2 separate regions of the Homo sapiens genome follow, and region 1 is linked to region 2. The links are chromatin contacts, found by Hi-C or POLR2A ChIA-PET in ENCODE. All regions are on one chromosome and are shown on one strand. Each heading gives the region's core, a stretch centred on a gene start or an enhancer-like site at or near the end of the contact. The rest is flanking DNA. Distances are from core to core; before and after follow the strand shown. Region 1 holds the start of ZNF519 (zinc finger protein 519). Region 2 holds the start of PTPN2 (protein tyrosine phosphatase non-receptor type 2).

Region 1 (6,580 bases), core at 3,588-6,087, 1.2 Mb after region 2:
GGCAAGGGGAGGTGGGAGGGAGTTGAAGTTTTCAGGTTTAATTAATGCACATGTGTGATCCTAATTGGGTTTATGGGCCCCATGATCTCTGAATCAGTGTCAGATGTGAAGATGCCAGGAGCACTAATGGAGGTGGACTACTTGACTGCTGTCCTGAAAAGTTATTTTTGTAAAAATCTACTCTACCTGCTCTAGAAGGGACTGTAGATTCCAAAGAGAGACCATTCTGTTTGAAGATTTGGGGGGCACTTTGCTGCACAATTGTGGGTTGTGATTGGAATCCTGAGAAAGAAAGTTCCCTCTAAAGTGAAGCCTGGTGGGCACCTTGTGTATAACATCTAGTAATGCTGGACAGTGTGGAAAACATAACTGAAAGCAAACCCATTTCCGACCCTAAAAAACTCTCCACCAGCCGGGCGCGGTGGCTTACGCCTGTAATCCCAGCACTCTGGGAGGCCGAGACGGGCGGATCACGAGGTCAGGAGATCGAGACCATCCTGGCGAACACGGTGAAACCCCGTCTCTACTAAAAATACAAAAAAAAAATTAGCCGGGTGTGGTGGTGGGCGCCTGTAGTCCCAGCTACTCGGGAGGCTGAGCCAGGAGAATGGCATGAACCTGGGAGGCAGAGCTTGCAGTGCGCCGAGATCGCACCACTGCACTCCAGCCTGGGCGACAGAGCGAGACTCTCTCTCAAAACAAACAAACAAACAAACTCTCCACCATAACAGAACAGCAAGAAAACTGTTTTGTTATATAATTAAACTAAAATGTGATGTGCATCACAGGCAATATACTAAGAGATTGCAAACAGAGAAAGGTCAACATAATTAGTATTCAACTGTACCATTTGTCATACACAGCTTATTATAATTTGGGCTGTCATCTGGGTTTTCTAATTGGTAATATTTAAAGGAAAAATAAACTTCCCTCATCTTCATGACAGGAGGTAGTGTTGCAATGTGGAGTTAGACACCTGCTGAAGGCAGCCTTCTACTCTCCTACAGAAACTGTGGGAAAGGGTGTATAAACTTGCTAATTACATTTCAAAGCAATAGTTCCCAGGTCCTAGATTAAGACAATTCTGAGTCAAACACACACACACACACACACACACACACACACACAAAACCAAATGACCTATTTAACTGATAAAAATGATTTACATATATTTCAAAGAAGTAGAGAAAGGTTTTCAAACTAAATGCTTTAAGAAAAGAAGAGCAAAAATTCTTCCCTCATTTTAAAGAGAAAGCATTAAGCCTTTTCTTTCTAATTTGTATTTGCTCCTACAACAGCCGGGTCTAAAGGCTTGGTCTTGAACTCATTAACATCTGACTTCTAGTAGGCACTGGATTCAGGCACTGGAGGGATGGCCTTGGGCACACTGTGTACACATGAAAGAGGATTTGTGGGGAAGAAAAAAGCAGAAAAGAGAAAGATGCTATCAAGAACTATGGGTGGGGATGCAGGGCAGAATTGGTTAAGGAACTGGTTTGTGCTACAGATACAGGCTCAGGCAGCGCTATGTTCTGACTTATTCCTGTGTTCATACAATCAGAAGAGATTATGATCAGGTAGTCCAAGAAACCTGGGTTGGTGAAAAAAACAGGTTCCCGATAGAGATTCAGTGTCTACAGTTGAGATAAGCCAGGAGTCTTCTAGGCACCTGTGTATGTTCTTGGCAGAAAACTCTAGGAGGAAAGCTGTTGTGAGCACAATTCCTGAGGGTAAAACTTTGTCGTGGGAGGAGTGTAGCCAGATCAATTTTTAGTGGGTATGTTCAGGAGTGGGTTAGAAGCATGTAGGGGCTGGCAGCAGGGTCAGGGGAGGGAATAGGTTCTCAGAGCTCCTTCACTCTAAGCTCTCGTTCCATCTCACAGTAGGAGGAGACCTGGAATTACAGGACAACGCACAGGGTGACGACAAGCCTGTGTGCAGAACAAAGCCTCACTTCCCTCAGACACCTGGAGTCTCCTTATAGACCAGGCCCCAGTGATGTCTTTCTTCTGACACAAAACGTAAGGAGTTTGCTGAACACCAACCAATTATCCAACACCAACTAGCTGTCCAACACCTCAATTCCAACACCGCCCAGAGTCAGCATAGATCCCACAAGTTCAGGCTAAGTCCCATAACACTGTCCTCACTGCCGATGCCAGTCACATGCCTCCGGATACCCATCTTTATTTCTCAACTACTTCCTACAAATCAAGGGCTTCCACATTCCCCTCCTCAAGCTCAATAATTTGATAGAACTATTCACAGAACTCAGCAAAGCACTGTACTTACATATACCAGTTTATTATTGAAGATACAGCTCAGGAACAGCCACATGGAAGAGATGCATAGGGCAAGAAAAAGTGGTGGTGAAAGCTGGGGCAGGTAGGTAATTCTGCTAAATAGCTGTGACAAAAAATTCCTCATGCTTTTTGTTCTCCGAAATCAGCTTAACGAAAAGAGACACCCTTCCCATTGTGACTTCAATAATACTCTCTCTTCTTTTTTTCTAAACCTATCACAGAGTCAGACATGGACCACACATTTCCATTTTTTTCTCATATACAATTGGCTGAACAATTTCATCTCCGATGGTCAAAAAAAAAAAAAAGCCTATTTGTTCAGATCCCTGAACTTTGACCTATTCTCAGCCTGATTCAACATTCAATCTCTCTTTATTAACCTCCTAAGAAAAAGCTGACTTCAGGGTTGAACGCTCTCTGATTTAGAATCTGATTTTGCCACACTTCATTCTGCCCACCCTCTCTCACCTTCCTTCTAATCTTATTTGCTCTTTCCAACTTTTTTTAAAAGCCCTTTTCTGCCTATCCTTTGAGATCCAATTTACAGTTAATTAAAAAAACCGAAGTTGAAATAAGTGAGCAAATCTATACAGGGGGACAAACTCAGGGAGTGGCAGTGCTTTCTGGAACAGGGACATATGACTCAAGTGTCAAATCAGGCCACCTTATCCCTTGGGACTTTCTATCACCCCCATACTCCTCACTGAAGTGCTCAATGCCCACCCTCCCAGGAGACACTGCACTGTGCCCCACTGTGCTTTTTGCTTTGCAGGTTCTTGCACTGCCTCCCTGGGGTGGGTTTTTCTTGTCCTTCAGGTTAGTTTCTCTCCCTTCGCAAATATAAGACAATTCAGAAGACAGGAATAGTCTATCTTTTTCTCTGAATACCAGCATCTGATTGGCTGACAAGCAATGTGTTTCCATGGAATGAAAACTGGGGTTGGGGGAAAAAAAAAAAAAATCTTAAAAATCCCAAGGGATTCTTTTTTTACAGGAAGGGTAAGCCTGGATATTTCTCTCACCCCCAGGGCATTCAGCTGCTCCTTTGAGAAGCTGCACTCCCATCCCTCAGTGTGTCCTCTGGAAGATTACCAAAGGGCTGCTATTCACCAGAACTCCCAAAATACATGGCTCTGGTTTGTATCTTGGGCCATCTCAAGACAGTTCTAAAACTCAGGACTAGAAAAAGGCCCGAATGTGGCTAAGGAAACATTGCCCCATAAAGTTTCCCAACGAAAACCTCAATCCCAAGATGGCCTAATAAGGGCGTTTGTGCTAAGGGAGGATACAAGGAGAAACAGCAGAAAGATTTTTTACAGTTGAGTGCCAGGGGATTATTTTCTGCTTTTTTCTCATGTGAAATATTTGTAAGTAGAAAATAAGTATTTTACAAATTGCCATCCACTGCTCTGTGAAAAAGTGATTAATTCAAATACTGTTTCTGAAATGTGCAATAAAGGACAAAAACAGTTGATAATGTATGGGAGCGTAGAAGTTGGCTTTGGGGAATGTCAGCAAGAAACCGGAAATTTAAGATTTTACTTCAAGCCAGGTTAGGCTGGCAGAACAGAGTAGTGGATGTGAGACCCTGCTTGCCACACATTTGGAAAATGCAGGCGAAAACCAGTGTCTTTGATTAAAGTTAAAATAATTACATAGCAGTCATTTAGACTGAAGTGGCTCTAGTGGTCTAGGCCTCTATGTAAAAAAAGAAATCTAACTCAAATGCATTTTTTTCTAAGTTACTACCTTAGGAGGAAACGAAATTCAAGCTTAAACAACTACAAACCTCCAATTAATCCCTGATTACATAACCAGGAAATTTCCACCCAGACACTCCAAATAAAGCGACTACATAACTGTACCCAATTATTTAATTGTCTTTGCTTCCTCACACACCTTATACAAGCCTTTCTTTCAAGACCTTCTAGTAGCCCCCCAACCACAAACCATTGCTGAGCGCTGTCCCATTAATTAATCACTGTTTACTCATATAAGCTGTCTATGTTTTAATGGCGCCTCAGTCTAATTCCGAACAGGGTAAGGTAGGGACGGGGGACCCCACGGACCACAGCTCCTTCCACGCAGGAACCCTGCACACCGAGTCGGCGTCTTTCCGATGACTTTCGCCTCATCACCTCACAACCTGGGGAAGATGCAGGGCTGCGGGCGCAGAGCTGCGCAAAGAGGGCTACAGGCTGGGGCCAAAGCCGCCGTGCAGGGACAGGACAGGACGCCCGGAGTCCCTGCACCGGAGGGGACTGAGGGCTGAGCTGCAGACTCGACTCGCAGACTAGGTCCCGTCACCGCCATGTCCAGCCGGTTCCAAGGAGCCCCCTCCCCAGTCTCGGTACGCCCTGCCCCCCACACTCACCATTTCTCGGCTTCAGGGGTGTCCTGGAGTCTTAGCTATAAATCATTCAATGCCAGCAGGTCACAGAGCGACGGAGTGAGTGGCAGAATCACCGAAGTCTCCCGGAGCAGAGGACACAAGGCAATGAAGCCCTAACCCCGCGCTCTGGCTGAAGTGAGACAAAGGCCGCGCCAGATTCCGGAAGCCGCCCCTTCCTCCCTGGCTGCGCGCCTGATTGGACAGTTCCCACCCCAGAGCCCTGATTGGATAGTAGTGCAGGCACCGCGACCTCAGGCCTTGCGTGTCAGAAGATGCTACCATACACTGCACGGAATGAGCCGAGAGTGACAGGCTCTTGGCTCCAGTCACTTTCAGGCAGGGCTTTCTGTCTGTGCTGCGCCTGGCTCTGCCCAGGGGTCATTTTTTTAGCATTGTGGTGTATAACGTTATGAAGGTTATGTTCGTTTATAAAACACACACACACGTTGTTCACAAATGGAAGCAATATAATGACAATTATTTAATATTTCAGATTTCATAACCTTTCTGGCCGCCGGTCTTTGGAGTGGGACACCTAAGATTTTAAGAGAGAAGCAATCCTCTAAAAAATAAAACGTTAGCTATTGTGAATTTTAAATGTCTTATTAGCCAGATCAAAAATAGTAATAAAAAGAGTCCTGACATGGTGGCTCACGCCTGTAATCCCAGCACTCTGAGAGGCCAGAGGTCAGAAGTTCGAGACCACTCTGGCCAACATAATGAAGCCCTGTCTACTAAAAATACAAAAATTAGCCGGGCATGGTGGCGGGCGCCTGTAATCCCAGCTGCTTGGGAGGCTGAGGCAGGAGAATCGCTTGAACCCAGGAGGTGGAGGTTGCAGTGAGCTGAGTTTGTGCCACTGCACTGCAGCCTGGGTGACAGAGCAAGACTCCATCTCAGAAATAATAGGAATAATAAAAAGAAACAAGTGAAATTGTTTGTAATACTCTTTAAGCCATTATACCCAAAATATTATTTTTCATGTGTGGTCAACAAATAATTATAAATATTTTGGATCTAAATCTTTTAAACTCGCTGTGTATTTTATGTTTGCAGCACATTTTACTTCAAACCAGCAGCCATGAGGGCTCTGATGCTCCGATCTCAGGGAGGTGAAGGCCTGAACACCTCTTTTTTTTTGTATTTCTAGGCTATTTATGATTTTTAACACAGACTAAATCAAATTACTGTGCCTGAAAAATCTTTTGCTTTGAAGGCAAGTGACATAAAGACAGAGCTGCTGATATTTTTTCCTGCTGCAATTTAGCCAATCAGCAGAATATGCTTTGAAGGGTAAAGATGTTTTCTAAGACCCCACATTCAGGAGCAGCTATGGGGCAAATCCCTAAAGCACACATAAAAATCACATACAGCCAATGTATTCCTCACCCTGAATCAATGCTTCTCACCCTTGGCTGCATATTTCAATAACCTTGTAGAGGAGTGTTTAAAGTCTTCAAACCCAAGTTGCAATGGGGTAATTAAGTCAATCTCTGGAGTGAGACCTAGGCAACAGTGTGATTTAAAGCTCTCGGGTGATTATAGCACACAGCTCAACTCCCATGTTACTGCTTTAAACCAACATCTTTTGGAGAGCCAGTTGAAATTATTTCTCAAATTAACATAGAAGTGTTTGCTGCTGAGTTGCGGCCTTTCAGTCTTGATTACTTACTTTCTATCCTTTGCAGAACTGACCTCTGCTACTTGTTTTGTTTCTGATTCACACCAGTTCCACACACACTGAGTGCACACTACGTACAGGGCCCTGTGCTAAGTGTCCTGGCCGTGGTGAGTACTATCGTGGAGGAAGGACTTTGCTGTAAAAAATTGCATTCCCCAAAACTACAACCATGCTACTTACTCAATTGAGGTAAAAATGAAAGAT
Region 2 (5,811 bases), core at 676-3,175:
TTCCTCGGTAAGAATCTATAGAAGGATTTCCTTATCTTTTTGAAAATGCATGTGAAATCTCCAGTGGATGCGAGTTAAGTTCATTTTTCTGGAAAGAGGAATCACAATTCTCATTGAATTTTCAAGGATATTAATGATACCAAAGAAAATTAAATTTCTTAAACCAAAATGTTAAGCTGAATTAAGTTATATTCACTTTTCTCTTTTCAAATCTATTTCGATATATAACCTATCCCTTAGAGAGACAGCAGCCTCTGCTAAAACAAATGTAACTGGAGAAGATGCAGCTGGCAGGCTCTCTCACATGAAGATTCCTACCAGAATTTGCGTTTCAGATTGTCTATAATTGGAAGAGTCCTTACCAGCATTCTTTAAAACTTAGATCCCTATTCTAACATACTCTGTATCATGGGAATCAGAATATTTATACTTCCCACTAATGTGTTCAAGAAGAAAACGTTACTTTCTGAACACATTTTTCACTGCCATCTAATTAAATGGAAAGGGGAAAAACCCAGGATCATCCATTTACAGGAAAGCCCGTCTTTTACTTTACACAGAGAGAACCAAACATCAGAAGCAGCATTAACTTAACCGTCACCAAATTCAATCTTGGGAATAATACGACAAGGATTAAACGAAGGGGAAAGCAGTTACATCATTTTAAAAGAGATAAAGTTTTGTTTGAATTAAAAGGTAGTCTAGTTGACATAAAAAAAGCGAATCACAGGTGTTTATACTACATATTGCATCTATGTGAGCTGAACAGGCACGATTAGGGCGATAGGCATCGGAACACCGTGCCCCCGGGGAGGGGATGAGGGCACTTTCTCAGGGCAAGGAAAGGCTATTTTGATTTGAGGGGGCTTGCAAGAGGGGATTCATTTGTGACACCCGTCTGGGAGCACACATGAAAGCTGCGTTTCACTGTAGGGAAAGTATACCTCAGTAAGGAAAACTATAAAGAGAATGACACGCTATCACTGGACGAACACAAGCAAAGCCTCTTTCGTTCCGGGAAGGTTCTATGGGGGCCGAACCCACGCTGGGCGCTGCTGGGCCACGGGGGAAAATGAAGACGGAGGGTCCCGAGAGCGCTGCCCTCGCCAGAGGCCACGAGCCACCCCCAACCACCGCGGCTCCGCCAGGAGAGCGAGCTTCGCCTCGCAGAGGGCTGCGGCGGCCGGCCCGGCGCCCAGAGCGGCCTGCTCCCACAGGTCCTGCGCGGGCGCCAGCTGGACCCGGACGCCGCGGCCCGGCTCGCCCGCCCCCGCCCTCACCGCTCCCGGGGACGCCAGCTGCCCACCCGGCCACAAAACACCCGGCCAGAGAAAGAGCTGTCCGCGAGCAAGAACCAAGCACAGCGGCGTGGGAGCTACGGCGAAGCTGCGGCCCGGGGGCGCGCGCCCGAGCGCCCCCACGGCTTTCCCAAGGACCCCCAGACCCGGGCCGCGCAACGCTGGTGGCGCATCCACGCGCTCCCCAAGAAGCCGCTGTGGCACCGCCCTCCAGAACTAACTGCGCTTGCGCTAACCATGAGCTGCTCAGCTCAAGTATGCTTTTTTTTTTTTTTTTTTTAAACCAAAAGGAGCAAGAGAGCGGTCAGCGCAGGCGCGCCCCTGACGCGGACCGCGCCGCCACTTCCGCCCCGAGCGAGAGGCTAGAGGCGAGAGGCGGGGGAGGCGGGAGGGACCCTGCGGACAGGGCACGAGTCCGGGTCTCGGAGGAGGTCGGCGACTGCCGCGTGGGTCCGCGACTCACCAAGTACAGCGGCTGCCAGCGACGCTGAGTATCCAACTCTTCGAACTCCCGCTCGATGGTGGTGGGCATGGCTGCGGGAGCGAGCTGGCGCGAGCAGAGCCTGCGCCGGCGGAGAGGCTCAGGCCCCGCACGATCCGGGGAGAGCGCTGGCGCTGCGGCGCATGCGCGCTGCGCGCCGCGCCCCGCCCCCACGCCAAGCCCTGTCGGCCGTGGGGAAAGTACCTGGAGCGTCGGACGTCAGCGCGCAGACTCGGCGCCCGAGCGCGGCGCGAAGTCGGCGGCGGGGCGGGGCGGGGCGCTCGGGGGGCGGGGCTCGGGGTGCCCAGGTGGGAGGGGGCGGGGCCAGGGGACCACCCGGCGGCCGTGGTCCCTGCGCGCGGCACGAGGTGAGCCGCCCCTTGGGCTTGCGTCTTCCGACAAGAGAGAGGCGGTGGTCCGTGGGTAGCGCGGGGTTACTGGAATGGGACTCCCTGAGGAAGTCCCCTGAGAAGTCGCCGGCACGCTCCGCCTTCCTTCTTGCTTCCCATTTCTCGTTTTCTTCTCAGCCTTCATAGTTTTTTAAAGTGCTGTATTTGAATATTATTTTAAACATCATCTAGGTCAGATTAGCGGCCTGTGACCAACTTGGAAACAAATTCCTCATTCTTTTCTGCCCTGGTGTCAGCTCCTGTAAGCCTGCAGATTTTATGCCAAATAAACCGCTGGAGCAAAAGGAAAGGCAGCCAGCCTCTCCCGGAATTTGGGAGAGGGATACCTTGTTAAGAAAACGTTCTACAACTTACGAATTAGATTTAACTGTAAAAAATAGCACGTCCTCTTTTACCAAACAAACGTACTAGTTAGGGAAATCATCTTGCTTCAGATTTAAGATAGTTCTTTTTTAGTGCTTGTAATATCCTGCTATATAATCTTCATAAGAAACGTGAAGGGTTAGGAAAGGTTTAGCCGTGCTGTCCAGTATTGGGATTTAAATTTTAAATATTAACTTAATTCCTCAGTGGCACCAGCCACATTTCAGGTGTGCCATAACCATGTATGGCTAGTGGCTGCTATGTGGCAAAGTACATATGTAGAACGTTTCTATCATCGAAGACAGTTCTTTTGGACAGAGCCGGCCGAGAGGATTACAATACTTGGGGCAGAAAAGTGTCCTTAATCACATAAAATAATGAAAACCCTAGCCAGAAAAAAAAAAAAAAAAGTTGGCTACGGAAGCTAGAAGAAATCGTATTAACAAAAAAGCAGTCAGCAAGCTTTCTACTTACATAGTATGATTTAGAGATACAGGAAAGCTTCCCCCGAAAGACCCCACAATGTCTAATGGTCCTTGGTTCTGAAATTCTGTCATTGAATCTGATTATTTTGATTAAAGGCATGGTATCTCCCAGAATATCCTGTGAATGTTCGCATTAGTCTGCTCATCAGATTGCTTTCCAACCAAAAAATACTGTGTTCTACAAAGGAGGAGCATCTTTATCTCAAAGCAGCAGTTCTTATCGCCAAGTATTCAGCATCTCTTTGGAATTCATTTGTCAGCCTCTCTGGTTCCGGGAGCTGTATTTGCCTATCTTAGTTTGCTGAGTGCAGCGAAGAATCTAGAACAGTGGTTCTCACACCAGCATCATTTGCATCCAGTGTGAGCTTCTTTGAAATGCAAATTTGAAGGCCTCACCCCAAACTACTGAATCAGAATCTCTGGTGTTGGGGCCCCAGGAGACTACTTAAGCAAGCTCTCCTGGGGATGCCTGTGCCCCCCCAGAGTTTGAGAATGATTGCTCCAGAAGAATACCTATACAGGGCTGCACTGAAGCCCGGGGGTAAAAAGAAAACAGAGGTTAACTTGCTTCGAGATATCCTGCTGACAAGATATGACTTGGTCTCTCCGACATATGTGACTCCCAACCCAACTAGTTCCTAGCTTGCTGTTTCTAAAGGACCCCAAATGTAGACTTTTGCCCCTTTTGAAGTCAAGATCAGAAGTTCTCAGGATTTTAAAATGTCAGGCTTCCCTATTGCCCCCAAATTGTTCAAAGTCCTTTGATAGTAGGCATACTTTTATGTGCATACTGTTTATATATTTGAGGAAATATATAATGAACAAAGTCTATTAATTTAAAAAATTACAAATTCATTTAAAAGAATTATGAAATTAAGTAGCAAAGTGTATTTTTAAATAATAGTACATATATGTATGAGATACTCATTTTACAGATAATGCTTGGTGGATTACATATTTGGATTCATAGCAATGTCTTCAACTTACTCCTTGGCCCCTTCAATCCCTGTTTGGGAACCACTGCTCTAGACCAAAGGAAATGAAGCATAGCGAGAGTTTGGAGTCCCTTCTTTCACTGGAACAAGGCCTGCCTTCTGCACTTTAGTATACTGTTTAAGAGGCTCTCTCCCCTCAATGTATAATTTATACCCCTTTCAGAGAAAACTCTACTTACTACCCATAGCCCCTCCTGTGGTTTGAATAATGGTGTCCCCTCCAAAATTCACGTTGAAACTTTATCCTCATGGTGGCAGTATTAAGAGGTTGGCATTTGGGGAAGTGATTAAGTTATGAGGGTTCTGCTCTCATGAATTTGATTAGTGCCTCATAAAAGGACTGGAGGGAATTAGCTTGGGCCGTTTTTGCCCTTCTGTCCTGCCATGTGAAGGCCCCTAGGTGGCACCATGAGGAATGGGCCTTCAGCAGACACCAAACCTGCTGGTGCCTTGACCTTGGACTTCTCAGCCTTCAGAACTGTGAGAAATAAATTTCTGTTATTTGCAAATGACACAGTTGCAGCTATTTCATTATAGCAGCACAAACAGACTACCCTTATAGCTAGAACTTCAGAGGCACAAGCATATCAAAATACAGCCTAAAAGCCTGGTGTCTACAAGAGCTGTACATTTATAGAGCTGGGCAGACATTTGTTATACAAATTCAGATTGTACAGATTACAGTGAGAATGAACTTCAGTTAAATATATGTAGTTTTTAATAAACTTTTAATTGAAATATACACAAAAATGCACACAAATCACAAGTGCATAGCTCAGGGAGTTTTTACAGAGTGAACATAGCTGTCTATCAATACTCAGGCCAAGAACAGGAAATTTATCTCTCCTCCAGAAAGCCCCTGGAGCGCCATCCTAAATCCTCCCCCTTGAGTAACCAGCCCCAAGCCCTCTAACACCGTAGATTAGTTTTGCCTTTTTTGAACTTTGTTTAATTATATAATATGTGCTTTTTAATGTCTGACTGCTTTTGCTCAAGTTAGTGAGAGTCATCCACGTTGTAGGAATAGTTTGTTCATTCTTGCTGCTAAATAGCATATGATTGTTTGAGTCTACTACCATTTATTTGTTCTGAATTTGGTTGTTTCCAGTTTGGCCTTCTCATGAAGAGAACCATTAAGGACATGTTTGTCCTTGTCTTTTGGTAGACATACACTCATTTCTTGTGGGCATATGTCTAGGAGTGGGATTGCTGGATTGCAGTGTATCTATATGTTCATCATACACTGCTGAACAGTTTTCTGAGTGATTGCACCCGCACTTGAGCTTGGACACAGGATAAGGATGGCCACTATCATCACTTCTGTTCTATACTGTATAGTTATAGCAACAAGTGAGGAAAATTAAGAAGTGGTATAATGATTGGAAAGGATGAAACAAAGTTGATATTATAGCCAATATATTGTACACATAGAAAATCCAAAGTAATCTACAGGTCAACTATTAGATTAATAAGTGAATTTAGGCTAGGTGCAGTGGCTCACACCTGTAATCCGAGCACTTTGGGAAGTCAAAGTGGGAGGATCACTTGAGGCCAGTAGTTGGAGACCAGCCTGGGTAACATAGTGAGACTCCATCTCTAAAAATAAAAAAATTAGAAAAAAAAATTGAATTTAGAGATGTCTTTGAAAACAAAGTCAATATAAGAAAAAGCAGTTGTATTTTTTTTTTTTTTTTTGATGGAGTCACTCTGTCGCCCAGGCTGGAGTGCAGCGGTGCAATCTCAGCTCATTGCAACCTCTGCCTCCTGGGTTCACGCCAT

What was found. A loop is a pair of places that touch in the nucleus more often than their neighbours do. ChIA-PET counts read pairs that join two places held with the same protein, here RNA polymerase II (POLR2A). Pooled maps may share reads with other maps.
Region 1: a map of CD8-positive, alpha-beta T cell shows a loop between it and region 2 (17-fold over the local background). The contact joins the promoter of ZNF519 here to the promoter of PTPN2 in region 2. A Hi-C loop is called at or near these places in 1 of 168 maps with a recorded cell type or tissue (CD8-positive, alpha-beta T cell) and 3 of 50 pooled maps. POLR2A ChIA-PET finds 5 or more read pairs at or near these places in 1 of 52 experiments (Caco-2).

The regions. Positions count from the first base shown.
Region 1 is chr18:14,127,598-14,134,177 of GRCh38, forward strand. ZNF519 (zinc finger protein 519) reads right to left here and starts at 4,838. Exons shown (of 3, transcript NM_145287.4): 1 at 4,678-4,838. The coding sequence starts at 4,680. RefSeq lists enhancers at 4,025-4,546, 4,449-4,788 and a silencer at 5,039-5,098.
Region 2 is chr18:12,882,312-12,888,122 of GRCh38, forward strand. PTPN2 (protein tyrosine phosphatase non-receptor type 2) reads right to left here and starts at 1,926. Exons shown (of 9, transcript NM_002828.4): 1 at 1,762-1,926. The coding sequence starts at 1,830. RefSeq lists silencers at 1,129-1,468, 1,849-2,138, 3,498-3,547.